Linked DNA regions of Homo sapiens: region 2 is linked to region 1. A link is a contact called in ENCODE Hi-C or POLR2A ChIA-PET data. All regions are on one chromosome and are shown on one strand. Each heading gives the region's core, a stretch centred on a gene start or an enhancer-like site at or near the end of the contact. The rest is flanking DNA. Distances are from core to core; before and after follow the strand shown. Region 1 holds the start of TBC1D25 (TBC1 domain family member 25). Region 2 overlaps OTUD5 (OTU deubiquitinase 5).

The links. Hi-C counts contacts between places; a loop is a spot of excess contacts on that map. ChIA-PET counts read pairs that join two places held with the same protein, here RNA polymerase II (POLR2A). Pooled maps may share reads with other maps.
Region 2: a loop to region 1 is called in a map with no recorded cell type, with 8 times the contacts of the local background. The contact joins the enhancer-like site here to the promoter of TBC1D25 in region 1. A Hi-C loop is called at or near these places in 2 of 37 single-sample maps with no recorded cell type and 7 of 50 pooled maps. POLR2A ChIA-PET finds 5 or more read pairs at or near these places in 4 of 52 experiments (B cell, activated B cell, activated T-cell and 1 more).

Annotation. Positions count from the first base shown.
Region 1 is chrX:48,537,725-48,541,592 of GRCh38, reverse strand. TBC1D25 (TBC1 domain family member 25) reads right to left here and starts at 1,879. Exons shown (of 6, transcript NM_002536.4): 1 at 1,673-1,879; 2 at 151-260. The coding sequence starts at 1,795. RefSeq lists enhancers at 1,224-1,724, 1,725-2,225 and a silencer at 1,719-1,938.
Region 2 is chrX:48,937,962-48,941,371 of GRCh38, reverse strand. The region is part of intron 2 of OTUD5 (OTU deubiquitinase 5); the gene reads left to right. Among named protein-coding and RNA genes, the nearest start is that of OTUD5, 18 kb to the left of the region's middle. RefSeq lists cis regulatory regions at 1-3, 418-918, 93-1,243 and enhancers at 808-1,067, 2,198-2,247, 2,258-2,757. Within about 2 kb of position 1,616, at least 6 of the 41 ENCODE cell types and tissues checked have a DNase peak (open chromatin) inside an H3K27ac peak, as active enhancers do; they include B cell, where a contact is called at or near this core.

The DNA of each region.
Region 1 (3,868 bases), core at 630-3,129:
ACTACTGTGCTCCAAGACATGCATACGTGGCTGTTCACTGTGGGATTATTTGTAGTAGTAAAATAAACAAAAACCCTACCAAACAAAGGCCAGATAGCCACTGTAGAGGTCGGTGGCCCACTGGCCAGTCCCCAGCATCTTCCCACTCACCCACTCAAATCAAAGGCTCGGATGAGGATGTGCTGCAACACGTCGAGCGAGGTGATCTGGGGATCTACAGCAAAAGAGCGGAACTCTGGCGGCAAGAAGCTCTCACATTTCTGGGGAGAGAAGACATGGGGTAGGCCACCAGGGGCCCCATCACCATGCTGAAGAGTGAGGTGCAGAGTGGTAGAAGGCAAAGTCAGAGAGGTGCCAGGGGCCAGATCAAGGCAGGTGTTCTGGACCACAGGGTCCAGTGAGGAGGAGGCTACTGCAAGAGTTCAGGCCCCCAATCCTTCTTCTATATCCCTTCAACTATGGTTGCCAGAATCACCGTGTCCAGTCTGGCTCCTGTTAAATCAGTCCTCTATGGTGCTGTAACCAATCTAACACATCTACCTACAACACTCCCCTGCTTCAATCTCTTCAATGGCAACCCTAGAGTCCCAGCAAGCGGGCCTATGGGGCCCCAGCCAGCCTCTCACCAGGTTTTTTGAACTTTACACTCTAGTAGTACCAAACTGTTAGAAGTTACCTTGAAACCATCCTGACTCCAGGCCATTGATTGTGCTGATCCCCTGTCTGGAACATCCCTCCCACTTTCTTCACGTGGTTCACGCCCAGCTCAGGCATCATCTTTTTTCTGAATGTCAAACTTCTACCTTAGAGCTCTATTACACTGAAGTGATGTGTGGACCCTCTTATCACTGCCAGTGCCACTGGTTGGTCGGAGCCACCATCATTGTTTACTGGAACTATGGCAACAGCGTTCTTCCTCAGCATACACACCAAAGGCCCTTGGCGATCTGTCTCTGTCTTAGCGCTCTGATTCACCTCCTACCACTCTTCCCCTCATTCTCTCCACTCCAGCAATCAGGAACCTACGGGAACATGCCAGGCTCATTCCCATCCTCTAGTCTTTGCCCTTGCTATTCCTTCTGCCTAGAATACTCTTCCCTTCTAATATGCACATGGCTGACTCCTTTTATTCGGGTCTCTGCTCCTTCAATACCTCCTCTGGGGATTTCCCTGTACAACCTTGGCTAACGTGACTCCCTATTTCATAACCTTTTTCATTATTTTAGTGTCCGAAGCATCTCATTTCTTTAGTTGTCTCCACCCACGAGCCTGTCAGCTCATCAAAGTGGGAACTTGCACATAAGTGCACTCTCAACACATGGGTTGACTGACTCCAGAGCCAGCACCTTCTCATTCCTCAGAGCCCCACCCTCAACTACTGCGGCCCCTCCTCCAGCCCCATAGCCCCTCCCCTTTGTCTATAAGCTCCACCCATTCATCCCATAGACCCCCGCCTCGTCCCTCTATTTTCAGTCCCACGCCCCAAGGTACGTCGCTAACGCTCTCAGGCTCTCAGGCCCTCCCTACCCCTCGCCATCATCACTTGGCCCTCAAGCTTCGCCGCTCAGGTTATGTCCGAAATCTCAGGTCCCGCCCTCCATCCTATGACAGCCACCGCCTCCCCCTCCCCTGGGATGCCTCGGCGGCTGGGCCGACTCACCGCCAGCCTCACCTTGACTCGGACCCGCACCACCTCTCGCTCCTCCTCCTCAGCGGCCGCCGCCGCCTGAGCTCCCACACCGGGCGGGGGCGCTCCGGAGCCAGACAAGTCCGAGGCCCCGGAGGCTGTTGCCATCCCGCCGCCGCCCGTCTCAGGGTGACGGCTGACCGTTGCCCCCCACCCCGGCGCACACTCTACTGTACTGACGCCCGCCGCCCCACCTCGTGCCGGGGCGCAGGCGCAGAGGGCGCCGCGCGACCCTACCCCCCACCGTCCCTCCCACCTGGCCCTGCCTGGAGGTCGCCTCTGCGCCTGCGCCTAGAGTGCTGTTGCCAGGAGCCCCGCCCCCAAAAGTCGGGCATTTTGCTCTATTTCAGCTAGCGTGCAGACGCCTACTGAGGCCCCGCCTCCCCCAGCCCCGTGGTTTGGTTGTTTTGACAGCATACTTCCGGATTCACGGAGGTGTTAAACTGACGCCTCGTTCGCCAAGAGAAGGGGGCGGGGAAAGGAAGAGGCTGCGTGATGACGTCAGGCCCACACCCCGCCTCAAGTTGCCTCACGCCTCTGCTGGCAGATGATGTCATCTATTTCAAATACCAGTGGCCCTCGCTTCAAATGAATCCACTGAACAGAAAAAAATCCTTTTTTTTTTTATTTTTTTAGGCAGGGTCTCGCTCTGTCATCCAGGTTGGAGTGCAATGGCGCGATCACAGCTCACTGTAGCCTCAAAGTGAGCTATGATCAAGCGATCCTCCTGCCTCAGCCTCCCAAGAGCTGGGACTACAGGCGCGTGCTACCACGCCCAGCCAATTTTTGTATATCTTGTATAAACAGGGTTTAGCTGTGTTGCCCAGGCTAGTCTCGAACTCCTGACCTCAAGTGATCCACCCGTCTCGGCCTCTCAAAGTGTTGGGATTACAGGTGTGAGCCACAGCCCTCGGGTAAAGTGTTTTTAAAAATATACTCAGCAGGGTGCAGTGGCTCACGCCTTATAATCTCAGCACTTTGGGAGGCCGAGGCGGGCTGATCGCTTGAGCCCAGGAGTTCTAGACCAGCCTGGGCAACACAGCGAGACCCCGTCTCTAACAAAAAATTAAACAATTAGCTGGACGTGGTGGCGCACACCTGCAGTCCCAGCTACTCGGGAGGCTGAAGCGGCAGGATGGCTGAGCCCAGGAAGTCAAGGCTGCAGTGAGCGGTGATCACACCACTGCCCTAACCTGCACCACAGAGCAAGGCCCTGTTTCAAAAAAAATTAATAATTTATACCCTGACTTAGTAAGGTCAGATAAAACAGGAAAATGGTTTACACATTGTGAAAATTCATGGAGATTTTGTACACTGATGATTTTTGTACTTCCTGTATGAATGTTATACTTCATTAAATAATTTGCCCCCAAAAAACACTATTATGCTCTCTGGAGTTCTAGCTTTTTAGTTTGCCTTTGTCTGAAACTTGACGAGATCATACTTTCCCAAGTTTACACATCTAGGAGGCAAATTTCCAGGTAATTCAACTCCAGGAAGGACACTAATGCTTCTAATTGAAACCCAGGAAGAAGTTAACAATCAAGCCTTCAGAAGGCAGAAAGCGAGACAGACCCAGGGAGCTCAGCAGCATATCTCTAAAGCTCTGCCATTATTGAACCAGCTCAAAGGATCCCCGGTCTTTGTGTCCCTTTTCCAAGTTTCACATTCTCAGATCTTGGGGAATCACTGAATCACTGGAAAAGCCCTCTGTCCAGCTTGGTCTAGAGATTTCTTTGAAACCTGACTAAAATGTTGGTACTGACTGCCAGGGACCAGTTGAAAGAGAAGTGGCCAGGCTCAACTACGAACCAATCAATGGGGCCCAAATGATACCATCTATAAAAGATCAGCTTTTTGGGGTCCCAGAGCAGGGTGGATAATGGATCCGGAAGAGCAAATGGGGAATGCCCAGCAGAGCATGCAAAAGGCTCAGCAATGTGCTGAGCACATAGTTAGTGATCAAAACAATGAATGGAAGAAGCCAAGAATAAATGAAGAAAAATTTTAAAAAATAAACTGAGTCAGGCACAGTGGCTCACACTTGTAATCCCAGCACTTTGGGAGGCCGAAGTGGGAAGATCGCTTGAGCCGGGGAGTTTGAGACCAGCCTGGGCAACATAGGAAGACCCTGTCCCTACAAAATTAAAAAAAAAAAATTAGCTGGGTCTGATGGTGCGC
Region 2 (3,410 bases), core at 367-2,866, 400 kb before region 1:
GCAACCTCTGCCTCCCGGGTTCAAGTGATTCTTCTGCCTCAGCCTCCTGAGTAGCTAGGATTACAGGCGTGCACCACCACACCTGGTTAATTTTTGTGTTTTTAGCAGAGATGGGGTTTCACCATGTTGGTCAGGCTGGTCTCAAACTCCTGACTTTGTGATCCACCCGCTTTGGCCTCCCAAAGTGTTGGGATTATAGGCATGAGCCACCGCATCCGGCCAGGACACATTCTTTTTATGATCCTAGGATCCTTAGCTTCTTAGCTTGGTTGTCAACTGGCTGGATGACCTTGGCTGTGTTCCTTGACTTCTCTGGACCTTACCTCCTCCAAGTAGGAGCACGTGGCCCTCTGTTGTTGGGAGTCTTGAGGCAGGTGGCTTTCTGCCTTCTGTTCCCCTGGATTATCTTCCTATAGGGTCCTACCATTTGCTTTAGAGACTTCTGAGAATTGCCTACTCCCCAGGTAGCTGCCTGCCTGCCATTGGTTCCCCTGAGTTAAGCAATATCCATTGCTTGCGCTCAGTTCTCTCCCACCTCCTCTTATTGGGGATTCATGAGCATCATTGAAGGCTTGGGTGGAGTGGAGGTGGGAACCTGAGCCTCAGAGGTATCCTGTGGCCCACCCTGTCCCTGTTATGCTCAGATAACCTCCTCCTGGAAACATGACTCTGCATCTCTCCCTTGCTCCCTCCCTCCATGTGGCTTTGACTCAGCAGAAACCTCTAACCCTGACCAGGGTCCTGGTGCTAGCTTCTGTGGGCAGAGTGAAGGCCACATGGTTGTTTCTACATGGGCCATGGGGGAGTGGCAAGGGCTGTGCATGTTACCACGATGAGGCCCAGAAACATTAGCTAGGCCCACTCTTCTGGGCCTTTTGGTCTTGGAACATCAGCACTAGGAGGGATGGATCTGAGATCAATTTTGATTGTTTTATAAATGGGGAAACTGAGGCCTCAAGAGAAAGCCAAGACCCTACCCTATCTAGGTCATACAACCAGTGTCAGAACATTGGTATTTGAGGTTGAACCAGGCCACAGAAAGAAGATTCCCACGGGCCATTTCCTGTACACCAGCTTCCTTCAGCCTCTCCCGTGTATCCTTCAGGTTTCTCATCCTTGCAGTGGGAATCCTTGAGCAGAGGAGCACACATCTCAGGAACCAGACTATCCAGTGGGATGAGTTCTGTCTCTCCCACTGAGGGTATGCTAGTTGGGGTAGTTGGGGCTACAGACCAGGTCACACCACAGCTGCTTGACAGGCAAGTGAGACCTTTGTCCTGGCTCATCTCCTCAGGAGATTGGTTCTCAGTGGGGCCAGGGTTCCCACTGGACCAGGAGGGTAGTGGGGAGCAGACCAGGTCCCTGTCTCCCTCTGCAGCTGTGTGTACACACGTTAGTGTGGTTTGTTTTTAGGTTCCCTGTAGACACCTAGCTTCCTTTTTTGCCCTTAGCGGAACTTGCTGTGGCTCTTCTGGGAGGCAGGCAGCTACCTGGGGAGTAGGCAGTTCTCAGATGTCTCTAAAGCAAATGGTAGGACCCTATAGGAAGATAATCCAGGCTCTCATGTCTTGCTTCTTAACATAAATCTGGGTACATTATTGGTTACATTACATTAGTTACATAAGGACTTCCCCCGGGCAACAGAGGAGAGAGGTTGAGGCTAGTCTGTTAGAGCTCTTGGTTATTTCCCCTGCCCTCCACCTACCCTGCCAGAGGCCAGGAAGGAGGTTGGTGGGGTAGGGGGTCCCTCAGTTTATAGAGCCTCACATCTTCAGTCTTTCCTGAAGTGGCAAGGGCATCTACTCATTGAATGTGATAGTTCTCTGTTGTGGGATTTGTTGGGTGAGCATTTGGCCTCAGGGAGCATCTTTGGCAGTCTCTGCTGTATGTGTATACACATGTGCATTTCTATACTGGTGTCTCTGTGTGTCCAGAAAAAGGAAAGAAGTGGGGTGTGTATGGGGAGGGTAAGGTTCATATTGGCCTCTGTGGCCCTAGGGAGAGATGCAGCCCCTGATATCTATAATCTCTGCCCTCTCCCATGCCTTTCCTGGGTTCTAGCTGATTCCTGCTTGTGCTGGTGTGGAAACTGAGGCACACAAGATCAGGTCCTGCCCCAGGGAGTAAGGTGACTAAGATGGTGGCTGGATTGGGGTGAAGGTGGTAATATCAGCTGGGGCCAGCAGTTACCCTTTGAGAGCCTGGCCTCCCCTTCACTCCCCCTAAATCTGTGATCCCAGGCAAGCTTTGCCACATTTCTGTGTCTCCTGGGTAAAGTAAGAGTGTTTTGGTAAGGATAGAATGAGTTGGAGTGTGAAAAGTCTTTGGTGTGGGACCAATTGTAGTATTGTACTGAGGATTTCTGAGCCCTGTTTGAGATGGGAACAGAGGTAGAATGGTGGGGGACCCCCTTCCAGCTGGCCTCTGGGAGGGGAGAACAGGTGCAGATTGCCCACAAGTGCAGCGTCAGCAAGAGGAGGAGTTTCAGTTTCTATCAAAACAAGTTCTCTGAATTCCCCTACCTCTGCAGGTCATCCCCCCAACCTCAGACCCCTCCACAGGGAAGTCAAGCCTGGCCCCCAGCCCTGTGTGCCAGCCTTCTGGGAAGAGGAGGGCTTTCTGGAGGACAGAGGTGGAGCTAGGAAAGTCAGAAAAACGAATTCTTTTTTTTTTTTTTGAGACAGAGTTTCGCTCTTGTTGCCTAGGCTGTAGTGCAGTGGTGTGATCTTGGCTCATTGCAACCTCCACCTCCCGGGTTCAAGCGATTTTTCTGCCTCAGCCTCCCAAATAGCTGGGATTACAGGCATCCACCACCCTGCCTGGCTAATTTTTTGTATTTTTAGTAGAGATAGGGTTTCACCATGTTGGCTCGGCTGGTCTTGAACTCCTGACCTCAGGTGATCCACCTGCGTCGGCCTCCCAAATTGCTGGGATTACAGGCGTGAGCCACCACACCTGGCCAAAAATGAATTCTTGTTGAGTACTTCCTATGTGTTTAGCTCTGTGCTTAGATGCTTTTCCTGCCTTATATTATTGGAGAAATCCTTCTATTCTCCCTTGTTGGGGTAGTACTATTGCTGTTTTCCTTGGTTTGGAGATGTATATTTTCTTCCACGTTAATGATTCCAAACTTAGGGTATACCTTATAATCAGTGTGGTGTGTTTCCCCCCTCAAAAGCTGTGATTAGGTACATGTTATACCATATCACCTATCAGTGCCATCATAGGATTGAGGAGAGAAGGTGGTATTTTACATTTTACAGATAAGTAAAGAAGTGTCATAACTCGTCCATACTTTAGGACCCTGTTTTATGAAGCCTGTATTGTTAATTCGATATTAATTTAACTGCTGAAGTTTTGTTAGAACTAACGGCCTAGAGGTAGACTTGTGGACCTTTGGTTTCGCTAAA